Regions from separate parts of the Homo sapiens genome. Here region 1 is linked to region 2. Evidence: read pairs that join two places in POLR2A ChIA-PET (ENCODE). Cell type or tissue: IMR-90. All regions are shown on one strand. Links, peaks and the distances in the headings refer to the core of each region. The heading gives the core; the rest is flanking DNA. Region 1 overlaps CASD1 (CAS1 domain sialic acid O acetyltransferase 1). Region 2 overlaps COL1A2-AS1 (COL1A2 antisense RNA 1).

The links. Peaks named below come from ENCODE experiments on the same cell type or tissue, not always from the same donor. Only the 100,000 strongest peaks of a DNase experiment are listed, where the experiment ranks them.
Region 1: POLR2A ChIA-PET joins it to region 2 with 12 read pairs; 3 of 35 experiments call an interaction of 5 or more read pairs at or near these places.

Annotation. Positions count from the first base shown.
Region 1 is chr7:94,513,090-94,521,431 of GRCh38, reverse strand. It overlaps CASD1 (CAS1 domain sialic acid O acetyltransferase 1), which reads right to left. Exons shown (of 18, transcript NM_022900.5): 2 at 3,776-3,872; 3 at 3,109-3,229. Among named protein-coding and RNA genes, the nearest start is that of CASD1, 7.5 kb to the right of the region's middle. In IMR-90, for the core only: no CTCF peak of the experiment used is centred there; no DNase peak of the experiment used is centred there.
Region 2 is chr7:94,372,566-94,380,907 of GRCh38, reverse strand. It overlaps COL1A2-AS1 (COL1A2 antisense RNA 1), which reads left to right. Exons shown (of 6, transcript NR_147206.1): 5 at 523-601. Among named protein-coding and RNA genes, the nearest start is that of COL1A2-AS1, 15 kb to the left of the region's middle. In IMR-90, for the core only: no CTCF peak of the experiment used is centred there; DNase peaks (open chromatin) are centred at 5,007, 5,507 and 6,517; H3K4me3 peaks cover 1,232 bases; H3K27ac peaks cover 3,688 bases.

The sequences.
Region 1 (8,342 bases), core at 259-8,258, 140 kb before region 2:
TAGCCAGTTCTTTAGTTCTGTCTTTTCACTAAGTGCAAAAGATATTATTATTTTATACAAACATTGTTTAGATTTATATACATTTTTACTATTTTCTTAAACCATTGCTTCTTACATTTCAGATAATTTTTTTCTGAACATTTCCCTCATTCCTGATGGTTATCCTTCAGAAATTACTTTAGTGTTAAGTCTATTTTGTAGTAAAACCTCATCATTTTTAAATATCTGAGAATGTCCTATAATACATCTCAAGAACACAGAAATTTTAACCCCAGGTATACAATTCTAGGTTGAAACTTACTTTCAGAACTTTAATGCTACTATTCTTTTTTTTTCTTTTTGAGACAGAGTCTCACTCTGTCGCCAGGCTGGAGTGCAGTGGCATGATCTCAGCTCACTGCAACCTCCACCTCCTGGGTTCAAGTGATTCTCCTGACTCAGCCTCCCGAGTAGCTAGGATTACAAGCACATGCCACCACAATCAGCTAATTTTTTGCATTTTAGTAGAGATGGGGTTTCACCGTGTTGGCCAGGATGGTCTCGATCTCCTGACCTCAGGTGATCCGCCCACCTCGGCCTCCCAAAGTGCTCGGATTACAGGCACGAGCCACCACACCCGGCCTTATTTTTGTATTTTTAGTAGTGATGGGGTTTCACCATGTTGGCCAGGATGGTCTCCGTCTCTTGACCTCGTGATCTGCCTGCCTCAGCCTCCCAAAGTGTTGGGATTACAGGCGTGAGTCACCACACCCAGTCCATCAACAGTATTTTTTAAACCTAGGCTCCAGTTGGTTTGACATAGAAGGAGCCCCCAGAGTATCTAACCTGCCCTATGGCTGGAAGCAACACAAAATTGATTTCTTTACTGTAAGACTTCTCAAGTTTTTAATATCCCAGCCTAAATTAAAACTATCTAAGAGGGAGATACGATATCTAGCTCTGCCCAAATTTATTTGACCAAAGCTTCTCACAGAACTAGTCTCCCACAAAGCATAATTTGAAAAAATTCACCTCTAAAGTCTCTTTTTAAAAAAATTTGACTCAATACACAAAAGAAATCAAATTCAAACAAAGAATTATCTTCAATATTCCTATTCTACCCAGACATACCCATACCAGGCTTTAAATAAAAGTAGTAAGCTTTTATAATATGCCAGATTATGCTAGGGACAAGAAATATATTTAAAAATAATAATGATGATATGTAATTTCTGTCCTCAAGGTGTGCAGAGACAAGGTAACACATAATTTGGCAAATGCTCCACTAGCAGCTTGAATTAAATATTTTCTTGAAAATTGTCTCTTTAAGACGGGGGCACACTATCTTTGTTTCCTTTTAAATGCATATAAATTAATCTTGTCTGATATCTCGTTTGATAATCTTGGGATAACTGAGCATCCTAGACTATAAAAACTGGAAACCTAAGTGTTGCAACTAGGGCTCAGAAACAATGTACCATATTGTATCTACTTTTGGCTGCAGACTAAACCATTATAGCTTTTTTCAACTACCTATTGTCAAATCCATTATTCGAATTTTTAGAAAGTCATGCAACTTTAAGCCAAGAAATATTAAAACCTTCATAGTAATCAGAAATCTCTCTACTTTTTAAAAGTTTACTAAAGGCTGGGCACAGTGGCTCATGCCTGTAATTCCAGCACTTTGGGAGGCCAAGATGGAAGAATTGCTTGAGCTCAGAAGTTTAAGACCAGCTTGGGCGAAATAGTGAGACCTCGTCTCTATTAAAAAAATTTTTTTAATTATTAAAAATAAAAGTTTATTAAAATTTTTCACTTTAAATTGTAATAATTTCATGTTAAATAGTTCTGAGTCTTCTCTACAATTTCATATGTATAAATGCAAATGGAAAATACAGATAGCAAATAAAATGAAAAGTTGACTGTATCATTTGTTTCCATTATTCTCATTCTCACATGGAATAGTTGCTAAAGATTTAGGACCTGGTATCATCATCACTATGTTAATAACTACTTAGCTGTGAAGGCTCTTAAGTTTTCAACTCTTTAACATAGGCAGATTTTCATAAATTCATGAGCTACTCCCCTCACAATTCTAAACTTTCTTGTGTTCGACTTTCCCCCCTTTGCTATTCCCCTCTCCCAATCACATGGTATTTGAAGACAATGATTACAATCTGGGATCACTTAAAAAGGTATAAACAGAAGATATGATGAGATAATTCACCAAAAAATAATGAACTAATTAATTAATATATACAAAGAAATTAATCCTTGTTAGTTTTCAAAGTTATATTTTTAAACGAGAAATTTCCTAACAAAATCAATAACAGAAACTTATTGCACTGCTGTTTTAATTTACAGCATGATCACCCAATGCCAGAAAGTTTGCAGAAAATTAGGCCCCAAAATATATTGCTAATTAGTATAAATTGAAATAATTTTGCAGCATAATTAATAATTTTTAAATGTTTATGTTCTTTAACCTAATATTTGAATTTTAGAGATTCCACCCTAAGGAAATAATTTAAAAAGCAAAGTTTTCACACAAAGAAGTAATTTAAAATGTATTTTTTAACTGCAAAATTAAATTAGAAAACTATAAAAAGCTTTAAAAAGTGGAAAATTATATAAAATTACATTATATCCACTCAATAATATGTTGCCATTAAGAAGATACTTAAGTTGATTATATAATGGTGAATAAGTGGTGAAGAAAAAAGCAAGATATAAAATTGCACATATTAAAAGATTACTAGTATGTTTTTTTAAAAAAAGAGATGAGCAAAAAGAAGTATGGAAAAATACTAACAGGAGAATAAGGGGTGATATTTTCTCTTTGTCTTCTTTCTAAGGAAATTTAAAAGTTTTTCCATGGTAAGAATTTATTATTTCTGAAAACTAAAAGTTTAAGTTATTACAATAAAAAGCTTGCCAATGTCTTAGCCACCACTTCTTTTTGTCATCTTCCTCATTAAAGCAATTCATCCCTCTTTTTCCCCAACCTTTCTGAAAATCAAAGTAAAATTTTTTCAGCTCCTACTCAATCTGGAGAGACACACTCCTCCTGTAACTATTCAGTTGGTTAACTTCTAAAACACTCTACAGAAGGGAATAGACAAGTTTTACCTTATTTCCTTCTTCTTTGAATTGGGGATTAATTATTTTTACAAAAGAATAAAACAATTGACGAATTCTGGAATCTCCAATAAATGCAATATGTTTATCTACAAGGCAGTTCTTTGCTTCACTGAAAGCAACAAAGAAAAATTAATTAAAATAAGTAAAATCAGCCATCCTGGCATTTCAAAGCACACCGTTTTTGAAGAAAGTTGATCCAGATTGTTACACATACCATTATATTGCTTTATAAGCAGGTGGCCAGGTTTGTTTAACTTACCACTCCACGTTCCTGTAATCAGTTAACTCTCTGTAATAGCTCGATACATTACATGTTTAAGATGTACTCTAACTGTATTAGGTGCTTTATATCTATTATCTCTTAATCCTTAGAATAACTCCATAAGATAGGTATCCAGGTGCCAGAGCAAGAGTCTTTTGCTCAAGGATTATTGCCTTAGGCCTAGTTATCACACACCTGAGATAAAGCAGATTGGCCAAAGCCCTTCCCTAAAACCTTAGTGGGCAGGGAAATCTTCATTTGCAATCAGCCCTACACTCAGTCAGCAAGTCTCTACCCCAACATAGAGATGAAAAGTACTGTTTCACCAACCCCTCTCCACTACATATTAAGACCCATCCTGAAAAAGAAAACAACAAAATGAAGAAATGTTACCTGATTTTGTATTTATGCATCATACAACTGTGAGGTTGCCAAACTTTCTCTCCAAGAAATCTGCCACTTGAGAGAAGGTATTCACACGAATCATTGCCTAAAACAGTTAAACACAACAGTGTTGTAAACAATAGTTAAAATTTTACACATCGGCTATCTTGACCCTATATAAGTTCCTTGAAATAAAAAAGTAGAGTTTTCTCTGTTTCACTGTACCGCCCAGGTTCACAGTTCCCACTCATGAGAAACATGGTAAATATTAATACATTAATATTCAAGAGGACAAGAGAAACTGATGGCTTATACTTCACCTAACTCCTAATGATACATTCCCTGCTCTGGCAGTTCCTTCTGCTTCAGGTTTTCTTTCCGGGGACATTATCTCAACCTTAAATTAGCCTTTACATCTGAATATCTCCCCTACTTATAGCTGAGAATGAAAAGTTTCAGGGAGGCCAGGCACGGTGGCTCACACCTGTAATCCCAGCACTTTGGGAGGCCTAGGTGGGCAGATCACTCGAGGTCGAGTGTTTGAGACCAGCCTGGCCAACATGGTGAAACACCATCTCTACTAAAAATACAAAAATTGGCTGGATGTGGTGGCACACATCTGTAGTCCCAGCTACTCGGGAGGCCAAGACATGAGAATTGCTTTAACCCAGGAGGCAGAGGTTGCAGTGAGCCAAGATCATGCCACTGCACTCCAGCCTGGGTGACAGAGCTAGACTCTGCCTCATTTTAAAAAAAAAAAAAAAGTTTAAGGGATAAAAGACACGACTTTGGAAATGACTTCCTATTCAACTACTATAATACACAGTGCATCAGCATACCTGGAGACCTAGTTTTAAACAGAAAGTTCCGTAACTAGGAAACTCCTCAGTCCCAGGTAAACTGAGACAAAGAGTCACTCTACACTTTTGGATATTTTACTGTACATTAGCTAAATATACATGACCAAAGGGGTTAAAAGAGAGTTTGGAGGCATTTAAGCTCAAATATGTCAAAGGAATGGGGTGGGTTGGGGGTGTGTGGGGGGGCAGAATTAGATGTTTAGGTTAACTATGGGGATATAATAAAATATTATTTAATTTAATCTCCAGTTCTTTATCAATAGTCAATAGCAAGTTATACTTGACATTTAGTTAAAGTCGGGCTAAGGAGTCTGGGAGGAAGAATACTGCAGAACAAAAAGGATATTGAGCATTTCAGGGTAGAGATAAGGAAGACACAAAGATATTTAAAGGAGAAGAACACATCTCTTTTCTCAATCTAGTTACTCATTATCTAGCCAAAATACAGACAAAAGGTGATACAAATACAAGACAAGTATGCATAAATATTGAAAGTGGTGTTGTTTCCTATGTCATAAATTCTAAAGTAGAACAGGAAGGAAAAGTTAAAATGTTGCATTATCTTATTGATGGGAAACTGGTTAAGGAAAGCAGGGTATCAATTATTAAATTTGTGTTAACTATATACACGGCTTGAGCAGTTTTTTTTTTTGTATTTCAAAGATTTTTTAATAACCTGTCTCTAAGTAAACTACAAATAATTAGTTCTTCATTTTCCCCAATTATTAAAAACTAATTCTAGTTCTAAAAAACAAAATTAGGCTACATAAATAACTAAGGATGAGTAAAAAAAGAACTCCAGAAACACACAAGTTATTTTTCTACAAATAGCATTTCTGTAGCATTCTTTTATAATGGCCATATGGTAAAATCTTATTAAAACCTAGCAAATGTTTAAAATTAAGGTGAAAATTCCATATTTATAGCATTTCTCTTTAAATCTATTAAACCAAGTTAAAAGTTAGCAAAACATCTATTTTTTAAAAAAGCTGTAAGTTGTAAATAACTAGGTGTTAATCCTTTAAGGTTTTCTTCTTTTTCTTTTCTGTTTTCTTTCTCCCCTCCCCTTTTCTAGGGGGAGGGGGGTGTTGTTATTTGCCTTTTGTCTTTTGTCTTTGAACTAAAAGCCCAGACAGAAACACACCTTAATCAAACTTCAGTGTCTGGGATTATGCATCTATATGGGTTACCGGTATGTTTTTATAGAGATGGAAACACCATACCAGTATCTCAAAATAACCAGTCGTTTCTCCCCAGAAAACGTGTCTAAAATGCAAATAACTTTTTTTGCCTCCAGTCAATACTATTACCCACATCTTGTTTCTCAGTTGTTGAGTTGATGGAAAACAATAGCTCTAATCTGATGAACCCGTATCAAAAAAAAAAAAAACCATAGCAAAATGAGATTTGAAGTTGTCACTAACCCAAAGGCATTACAAACACAGTTTTTAGAGAATACTGAGCTTTCCATGGAAGAAATTCTTAATTTGCTAATGAATGCTAGTTGATGATGACTTAACATATTTCATAACACAAAGATGTTTTTTACAAGGCTTGTATCTGAAATTAATCCATGTGTGTCTGTATCATATCAGCTAGGGTCCAGTCAAAAGACAGGAAATGTACCAGTTATTTTACCAGAATCTAATATAAAGGATTGCTAAGTAGACAACTGAAAAAGCAAGAAGAGAATGACTTTTTTGTATGTCAGCAAAATTATAAAAATAGTAGTAATAATAAATTACTACTACTATTATAACCTGATTAAAATAAATTAACCTGATCCAGAAAAAACTCCATAAAATTTCATACTCTAAAACAAATTCTCTTTTCTCAGGAAAGAAATTTTTTAAAATAAAATCACTAAATATAAACCTAACAAAACAAACAAACCTAACAAAACAAAACAAAACTTCGGTTGTTATTTTCAATTGTCTAGTATAATTTTGATAGCTATTTTAACACAACTAATGTGAGATAAATGTTGCCAGGCGTTCAGATAAATCAAGCAAGAAACACACACACACACAAAGAAACTAAGAGACAGGACTATCTACTTCAGCTATCTCCAACACCAAGATTATCTGGATGAATGGCTGTCTTCCTCTTTATTCTCTTATCTTAAGTATAAGCATTCTGGTTTGTCAATCTACAATCTCAGAATTTTATGCATGATTTTTCTGTGATAGAAAAATACTTAAAAGCAAACAAACAAAAACAAACTGAAAAATAAAATGTAACAACTAAAGGAAACATCTGATGGCCCATATAAACCCCAACTTATGTTTTCCTTTGAAGAGAATATCTCTGGCACACTGCACCTAAATTTAGACCGAATTATCCTGCTAAAACTGTTTCCTACTACCAACCATTAAAATACGAGATCATGAAGTTTACAGTATAGTCCATAGAATATTTTGTTTGCCTAAGATACAGCAAGTTATACTTTAGCCTGTGCTGAAAATCACCATTAAGATTTATCGTTAGACAAGCAAGGAGTGTCTCATTACAAGAGGTATCATAAAGATCAGGATCTTTCTAACAGTCAAAGAAAGAAAAGGCTAAGAGACCCAGAGCTGCTGCTTTCTTGCTCTAATTTCTGAAGCTTTCAACTTATTTTTCTCCAGAACATCCAATATCATTTAGCACTGGCATTTAATATGCTTAGTGAAAAAAAAAAGAATTTGATTTCAACAAAATTAAGGCATTTGAAGTTAACTTTATCAATTTAAAAAATTAAAATTTATCCAGATTGGAACTATCCTTAAGGCTACAGATATTGGCCATTTGTCACAGAAATGACACCTATAATCAAACTAATAATGGACATTTTGAGATTCATAATGTTAGAAATTGATAACATTTGGAAAAAATATAGTTAAAATGGTAATTATTTTCAAAATGTCATTCTATTATGTGAAAATAATATTAATAATTTTAAAATGCCTACTTTCTAAAATTGAGATTAGAACATGAAATTCAATTAAAGCCACAAAAGAACATAAAAGGAAATAAGGACTTTGAAATCTATTTATCCACAGTTATTTAAGGATTTCCTATTGTGTGTTAGGCTCTGATGATTTAAAGGTTTAAAGATGAGTAAGATACTCTTGGAAGCTCAACAGTTTGTGTGGGTAGGCAGATACCAATTATTACAATACAACACAATAAGTATGTGTAAGTTGCTGGCAGAACTGAACTGCTAATTCCTACTGCTGTGGGTGTGACATTTGAACCAGGCCTTGAAGGAAAAACCTATATTTTCTTTCAAGAGAGAAGTCACTGCAGGCAGAGAAAATCAAATAACTGTGAGACGTATAAACGGGCAAAGCACGTTTAGATTGTGAACCTGGAATTTGGGGAAAATAAGGAAAAAACATAGGTAACAAAAAGTAGGCTCAGGTCAGATTTTGAAGCTTTACACAAACAACTTTTAGAAAATTACCTCCTGACTGGAAAAAAAAATAGAAAAACTCTTAGCTGGTACAATAAAGTTGATTTTTTTTTTTTTTTTTTTTGGGATGCGATCTTGGCTCACTGCAACCTCTGCCTCCTGGGTTCAAGTGATTCTCCCTGCCTCAGCCTCCTGAGCAGCTGGGATTCAGGTGCCCGCCACCACGCCCAGCTAATTGAAGAAGAAGAGGTTTCACCATGTTGGCCACGCTGGTCTTGAACTCCTGACCTCAGGTGATCCACCCGCCTCAGCCTCCCAAAGT
Region 2 (8,342 bases), core at 32-8,031:
CACCAGCACTCAAATCATAGAGGCAGCGGTATATATTGTTAGAAATGAGGAATCATTGAGGGATTCTCTGTAGGACACTTCTTGGTGTGATTCGTGGTTTAGAACACTTATTCTGGCAGTGGGAAGGCTGGATTATGGAGAGCTAATATTGGAGACAGTCAGCTAAGGAGCAGTTGCATCATGAAACATGGTGGTAGTAGGTTGAGCAGTAGAAAGAGGGTAAGAATTATATTTAAGAGATAGCTTCATAGTATTTATTGATAGAATATCAGGGTTAAAGGAAGAATTGAGAATGGTATCTAAATTTCCTTTAAAGCATTGAATGGATGATGGTGTCATTCACAAAGCAAGGAGGGGAAAGGCAGACTTCTGAACTTGAACTTATATGAGGACATGGGATGCTTTGCAGAATACACTCCAGGCAACAGCTGCTGGCTTCTGTGACATTGTCATGGATAGTTTTATTAATGCTGACTCATTTCAGTTTCTCTCTATAACTTCTTCTTTCTCTTGGTTTCTAAGGATGGACTTCTTCCTCTCTCCCTACACTATCCCTTGGAGAAAACCTTTTATCAAGAAGATACCAAATATCATCACTGATGTAAGTGCTGCAACTAAAAAAGGTTGACTTCTGTTTTATGAACTCAATGATAGCATTATATACACAACTACCTGGATTTTTTTTTCTTTTTGAGACAGACTCTCGCTCTGTCACCTAGGCTGGAGTGCAGTGGCGTGATCTTGGTTCACTGCAACATAAGCCTCCCGAGTAGCTGGGATTACAGGTGCAGAGTCTCGCTCTTTCACCCAGGCTGGAGTGCAGTGGTGCGATCTCGGCTCACTGCAAGCTTCGCCTCCCAGGTTCATGCCATTCTCCTGCCTCAGCCTCCTGAGTAGCTGGGACTACAGGCGCCTGCCACCACGCCCAACTAATTTTTTTTTGCATTTTTACTAGAGACAGGGTTTCACCATGTTGGCTAGGCTGGTCTCGAACTTCTGACTTCAGGTGATCTGCCTGCCTTGGCCATATTTTTATTTGGATGCTTTGCCATTTTCTCAGTTCAACATATTCATATCTCAGCTTTCCAGAATTCTTCCATTATGTCCAGAATCCTTATTTCCACCAAGTCTCTTAGTGCACTAATGTTCTTGTACTTGCACACATCTGAAACCTCAAGATCATCTCTGATCATTCCATAGTCTTCATTCTTCAAATTCAGGAAATCATGAAGTTCTATTTTTTTTCCTTTAAGATGCCTCTTATTTCAGTCCTTCTTATGTTGCTACCCCTAATGTTCTAGCTAATAGATAAATAGAAAAACATTCATTAAGGCCCTACTATGTGCCAGGTAATCAAAGGTGCTCAGAGTGTAGTGCTAGTGAAGGGACAAATGCATAAACCAACAACTACTGTTTAATATGATATGGAATCCTCATAGAGTACAATGTACAGTGGTGGCACCAATGAGAGAGTGATTAATTCAAACTACGAAAATCAAGGAAAAATGTACAAGGTATGGCATTTGGAATCCACTATTCATAGTTAGTAAGGCCAGAGTACAAATTGTGAATCAGAAAGTTACAAAGAATAAGGCTGTAAAGGGACCAAATAAATCATCCTAATCAAGAAATGCATCATACCACACCCAGATTGTTGTCCCAACTTTTTAGCTGCTTCTGATGCTTCTAGTTTCTCCTCCATCGGTTTAACAAGAATTTATTTTAAAGTGTATTTAGAATGAATTTTCAAAGCACTGTCATGTATGTCACCCATTTAACCATTACAACACTTCCTTGAGGTAGTATGCTCAAGCTAGTAACTTTCTCAATATTATATAACTAAGTTTGAACTCTAGGTCTTCTAAATTAAATTGCCAAATATTTGTCATTTATCTATGCATTTTGAGTATTTCTGCCAAAATGTCTATGCATTTTGTATATTTCTGCCAAACTAGAAATGCAATGGTTACTTACTGCTCAAAAACTTTCACTGGCTTCCAATTATCCTATATCAGCAAGAAGAGCCTCTTTGCTTGGTGTTTTCAAGACTATCCACAATGTGGAACCACCATACATATTTAATATTATTTTTTACTGTTCAGTAAACTGTGACTCTGTGTTTTGGTTATCTGTTGGTGCCTGACAAACTACCTTAAAAATAAGTGGCTTTAAACAACAAGAATTTTATTATATCTCCTGATTTATAGATCAAGAATTCAAGTAGGGCTTAGCTGGGCAATTATTCTATTCTAATTTGTACTGACTGAGGTCTCTTAGAATCCTGATGGCAGCTGGTCTGGTCTAAAGGATCCAAGATGGCTTTGTTCACATGTCTGTTGCCTTAACAGAGATGACTAGAAGGCCGAGCTCAGCTGGAACTTTTTGCTGAAATGCCTATGTCAGGCACCTCTAGCATAGCGGGAAGATTTCCTTTTTGGCTCCCAGAGTGTTCTAAGACAGCAAAGAGGAAGCTGCAAGACTTTTTCTGTCTTAGCCTTGGAAGTTATGCAGTGTCACTTCCACTACATTCCGTAGAAAAAAGAGAGCCACAATGCCAACTGAAATTGAGGATGGTATTGCACAAGGACATTATTACCTGGAAGCATAGTTCATTAGGGAGCAACTTTTGGAGATTGCTTTATACACACTTGGCTTTAGTCAAACAAATTATCACTGTACTAGCTCATGCCATGCTTATTCCTGCATCTGGACCTTTAACTGTGTTGATCTTCCCAAGACGTTCCTTCCCTCTCCTCCTTTGACTTTCCTAGACCCTACCTGTCCTTCCAGGCTTGTTCAGTTTCAACTTCAGCATTTATAATCTTTCTTTGAATACTCTAGTTCTTAAAAAATCTTCCCCATTTTAGAAATACAATAGCATTTATAGTCTAACATAGGAATAAAAAGGAGAAGACTGAGTTGGAGATATTTTTGTGGAAGAATTAACAGGGCAAAATGCCTATTTGGGTGTTGTAGGCTAGCAATAGGAGCCAGTGAGAGATGATATTGTAGCTTTGAGCCTTGATAGCTGAGAGTATTGAGCTACCATTCACAGAATCTTGAAACACCAGATGGACAGTGGGTATAGGAGAAAATGTAAATTCCTTTTTGAAATATGTTACTTTGGAGGCATAGTGGAAGAGCCAGGTAAAGGAATTGTGTAAGCAATAAATAAAGAGAAATGGAGTTTGGGAAAGAAGTGAGGATTAGAGAAGTAGATCTGAGGGCCTACAGGCAAGGAGATGCTAGTTGAGTCTGCGGGGTTGAATAAGCCTGCCAGAGGAGAATTTGTGGAGATGGAACATAAAATAGCCAAAAACAGACTTGGAGCAGAAAGAATATGATGATCCAGAGGAAGAGACCTGGGGGAGTGCCAGGGAGAGCAGATCTTCATAATCCTAAAAAGAAGGGAGCTTCTAGAAGGTGAGGATGATCAAGTGTTAAATGCTGAAAATGTGTTTAAGAAGCAGAGGACTAAAGAAGATCATGATCATGAGGTCACTGACTATGGATCTAGAAATTGTTAGGAGGAAGCCTGATTGTATCCAACGTAAGTGGGCCATGGGGTTAGAAGTAGGAAAAGTGAGGCCAGACTGGCCACTTTTTCAAGAAGTTTAGCAGTAAAGGAAAAATAGGATATCTTCTACAATAGAATTACAAACAAAACTTTTAATGATGACTGTTCTTATTGGATGGTAGTCATTAAGGAAAGTAATGTGTGTTTGTGTGTGTGTGTGTGTGTGTGTGTGTGTGTGTAGGTGTATACTATTCAGCAGTGTCTTCCAAGCCCAGATCTGCATTTAAACCACTGGAGGAACCAATCATGCTTTCTAAGGCCCAAATCAAACTACTGAGTGAGACTTATTTATTTATTTATTTGGAGACAGAGTCTCACTCTGTTGCCTAGGCTGGAGTGCAGTGGTGCAATCTTGGCTCACTGCAACTTCCACCTCCTGGGTTCAAGTGATTCTCTTGCCTCAGCCACCTGAATTACAGACATGTGTCACCATGCCCAGTTAATTTTTTTAATCTTTAGTAGAGACAGGGTTTTGCTATGTTGGCCAGGCTGGTCCCGAACTGCCGGCCTCAAGAGATCCACCTGCCTTGGCCTCCCAAAGTGCTGAGATTAGACTTAAGCCACTGTGCTGGGCCTGAATGAGAAATTTTGAGGCTGGGCCCCATGCATTTGTAGGTTAAAAAATGCTCACAGACTGACTTAAGAGTTTTGGTATACCCAGAGACCTTGAGCTTCAGAAAATAGTTGATATCTTTATGGGGGTAGGGCTAATATGCAGTTAGGTTGTCAGAAAAAAAATTGCAAAATGAAAACTACAATAAGAATTCAAGATGTGGCTAGGTGTGGTGGCACAAATGTGTAATCCCAACACTTTGGGAGGCTGAGGCTGGAGGATTACTTGAGCCCCGGAGTTCAAGACCAGTCTGGGCAACATAGTGAGACCCCTGTCTCTATAAAAAGTGAAAAGATTAGATGGGTGTGGTGGCACATGTCTATAGACCCAGCTTCTCAGGGGGCTGAAGTGGGAGGATCACCTGAGCCCAAGGAGGTCAAGGCTGCAGTGAGCCATGATCATGCCACTGCATTCCAGCCTGGGACATAGACCCAGGCCCTCTATCAAAAAATAAAATAAAATAAAATAAAAATTCAAGATGTAAAGAAGTAAAAATAGAAGACAAGTATCTCTAATTGAAGACCAACAGCTACAAAAGTTGTAACTTTATATAGATTTTCTTTTTTTTCTTTCCTTTTTTTTTTTTTTGCCTCAGCAAGCAACGTGGACAATTTTATGAAAATCTATCATCAGAATTCCAAGGCATGTTCCTTTCTTTTTTTTTTTTTTTTTGTTGTTGTTTTGTTTTTTTTTAAACTGGGCTGGGGGAAAAGGGTAAAAAGAATGTGATTTGTGAGGCAAGCTAAACCTCAAGAATTTTTTCAAACTAAACACTTTTTCTAACCATTTGATGTCTGGAAGTCTGGATATTGGGGGCAGGGAAATTAGCAGAGCTGTGGCTGTAGGACCATTTGTCATTTCCTGGGAGGTGCCTGTGCTTAACTCTTAAGGGAAGCACATTTGAATACGCTTCTGGGCTTTAACCAAGAGGAGGTCCAACCCTCCACTTTTTCTTTTTCAGATTGGTGTTTTCTTTCCCTACTCCTCAGTGGAAAAGACTGGCTTTCCTTGAGGGAGACGCAAATAGTAGTGCCATTTGGATGTCAATGAGACCAACACTGTTTAATGCCTCTGTTTTCACACTTTCTTGTGAAAATCCAAAACACAGAAACAATGTCACATTTTATTAATCATATTTAGATAGGAATGCATTCATACTGTTGTGTTGTGTGTATTTTCACAAGAAAATCTTTGTCAAAACTGAGTCTGGCCTTTGTTTTGAGACTGGTATGCCAGGAAAGGGTTACAAAATCCTGTTTCTTCTTGAAGTATAACAGCTGGTAAGAAAGCACAGCATCTCCCTCCCTCCCAGCCCTGGGGTTGTACTAAGTAACTCACTGCCAATACCATCCCCCATAGCCTCTCTCCGCTTAGTAAAATCCCTTGCAAAGTTGATATCCAGCAGCAAGCAAAGGAAGCAGCTTGGGCTCGTTAGCTTTAGGAAGACTGAGGAAAAGATTGTCCTAGTTAAGGAGGTTTTAAATGCAACAACTTGTATGAGATCTCCAAGATTTGTTGTTAGAGTGTTGTTCCTGAAAAGGAACAATTCAAGATAAGGAGTGGTCTTAGCCTTATTGAGAGCCTGAGTTAGAACTGGAAGCCCCAAACCCAAAATCACAATCAAGTCTGAAAGCTCTACCTCTTCAATTATGTGAACACCACTTGGCAGCTTTTTGCTGAATGCGACTTACAGTAGATAACAACTTCCATTGTCCCTCTAATCAATGTCTTACAGAACTGAGCTTGCTTGCTACAAATAAACAGGGACACAAAAATGAAGTGTCCGCAAAACGGCACACCCTTGGGTCAGCATAATAACCACTTAGGTTGAGGAGAAATCCACATGATTCATGAAGTCCTTAACTAAACACATTAAGAAACTATATATTACAATCTCCCCAAGTTGGAATAAGTGATTTAAGTAGCAATCAGGAAGGAGAGGTTGAAATGTTGATCTCAGAATGGCCTTTCTCTCTCTCTCTCTTTCTCTCTCTCACATAAATCGTCAGTGTGTAACCCTCATCTTTTGAATAAAATTAAGTCCCCGAGGAAATAAAAAGCAACTCATTTAAATCCAAGGATTGCCTGGGTGGACCCAATACACTCAAATGCTCATGTGAAAGCCACCAAACTGACTTAAAAGGCAGCAGTTGGGAAAACAGAGAGAGAGAGATCAGAAAAGTTTTATAAGTGCATACATTCTACTACAGAAAGGATGGCTGGTTTCTCTGATGAGGGCTGAGGGCAAACTCCCTCTGTGAAGGCGTCTCTCACCCTCACAGAGAGGGGTTGAGCCACGCTGGCTTCTCTCTGGAAGGGAGGGAGGTGGAGCCACCACCAGGCAAAGCTCCAGCTGGTCAGCTATGTGGCACTGCTGCTATTGTTGAACAAAATTCTTTCCTCATTACATATCTCTCTTCTCAATTTAATAGAAAGTACAGTTCTTGGGATTTTTCTCTTCATGAACTTGAAGGAAATCAGAAATGAAAAGCTTATTTTCTCCTCATTTCACAAGGAACTAACTTGCTGAATGTATACCCTGACACTTGTTTATATAACATGAAGTCTAAGGACAGAGAAAAAAACCCAGAAACTTGATCAGTTCTATAGGATGAACATTCAAGCACAATCCATAATTTACCAATGAGAAGTCTGTTAAGGTTGACTTGCTGTTTTTAATGGATTCCGATTGAGTGGTGCTTTGCTTTAAATTAGTTGTGTGAATTTAATGATCAGCCTGATATTGTTCTCATCATATATGTTAAGGGCAACTTCCAGAGTTGGGACATTAATTTTTTGGGCAAATTGTTAAAAACTTGGCAGGAACAGAAATGAGAGAGGGGTAAAATGCCCTTTGATCATCATTTCTTTCATCTGTAAATTGGGGGTAATATTTTCAAAGCCTATTTAATAGAATGATGAACAGAACCATTATTTGTGAATTCATCAATTGCTCTTGAAAGTCAAATGGAAGGTGAGAGATGAGGATACAGTTTCATTCTCCTACATGTGGCCAGCCAATTATCCCAGCACCATTTATTGAGAAAGGTGTCCCTCCTTCACTTTATATTTTTGTTTGTTTTGTCAAAGATCAGTTGGCTATAAGTATTTGGGTTTATTTCTGGGTTCTCTATTCTGTTCCATTGTTCTATGTGTCTATTTTTATATCAGTACCATGCTGTTTTGGTGACTATGGCCTTATAGTATAGTTTGAAATCAGGTAGCGTGATGCCTCTTCTCACTGATATGTGGGAGCTAAGCTATGAGGACGCAAAGGCATAAGAATGATACAATGGACTTTGGGGACTTGAGGGGAAGGGTGGGAGGGGGACAAGGGATAAAAGAGTACAAATAGGGTGTAATATATACTGCTCGGGTGATGGGTGCACTAAAGTCTCACAAATCACCACTAAAGAACTTATTCATGTAACCAAATGCCACTTGTACCCCAATAACTTTTGGAAAAATAAAAAATAAAAATATAAAAAATAAAATAATAAAAATGTTTAAAGAGAAAATCACATGTAAGGGTTTTGCAAATTATAAATCAGTGATTCCCACCTGGAGTGGGGAGAGTGGAGGAATAGAAATGTTAGTCACCTCTTAAGACTATAGCCAGATTTGAAGGCATCAGTTCATATTTTCCCTTAATTTTAGGTGTGGAGGCTTCTAATTCCTGGCTAATATGGTGACAAAATAAGATAGAATTTGCATGATATGCATGATCAATTATCATTGAGTTGGCACTGTTACGCATATAGGAATTCTGGGTCCCTACCCCAGATCTGCTGAAACAGAATTTTCAAGGGTTGGCCCAGCAATCTGTGTTTCAGCAAACCCTCCAGCTCATTCCAACATCCACTCAAGTTTGAGAACCACAGATCTAATCTAATCCTGTTGACTACCTGGTCATATCACCTACTTGAAAAATGACAATAATTTTTGTCTCTCAGCATCTGCTTCCTTCTTCTCATCCTCCTTTTCATGGTCACTAATCATTTCCTAGAGTACCTTTTTCATCATGCCATTCCTCTTCTCAGAATTTCTAGGAAGCCACTGATGACCTACCACATCCATTTCTACAGATATTGTAGCTAAAAGGGGCCCTTATGAGGAAGTCAGGCCATAAAAAAAAAATATTCTGAGGCAGGC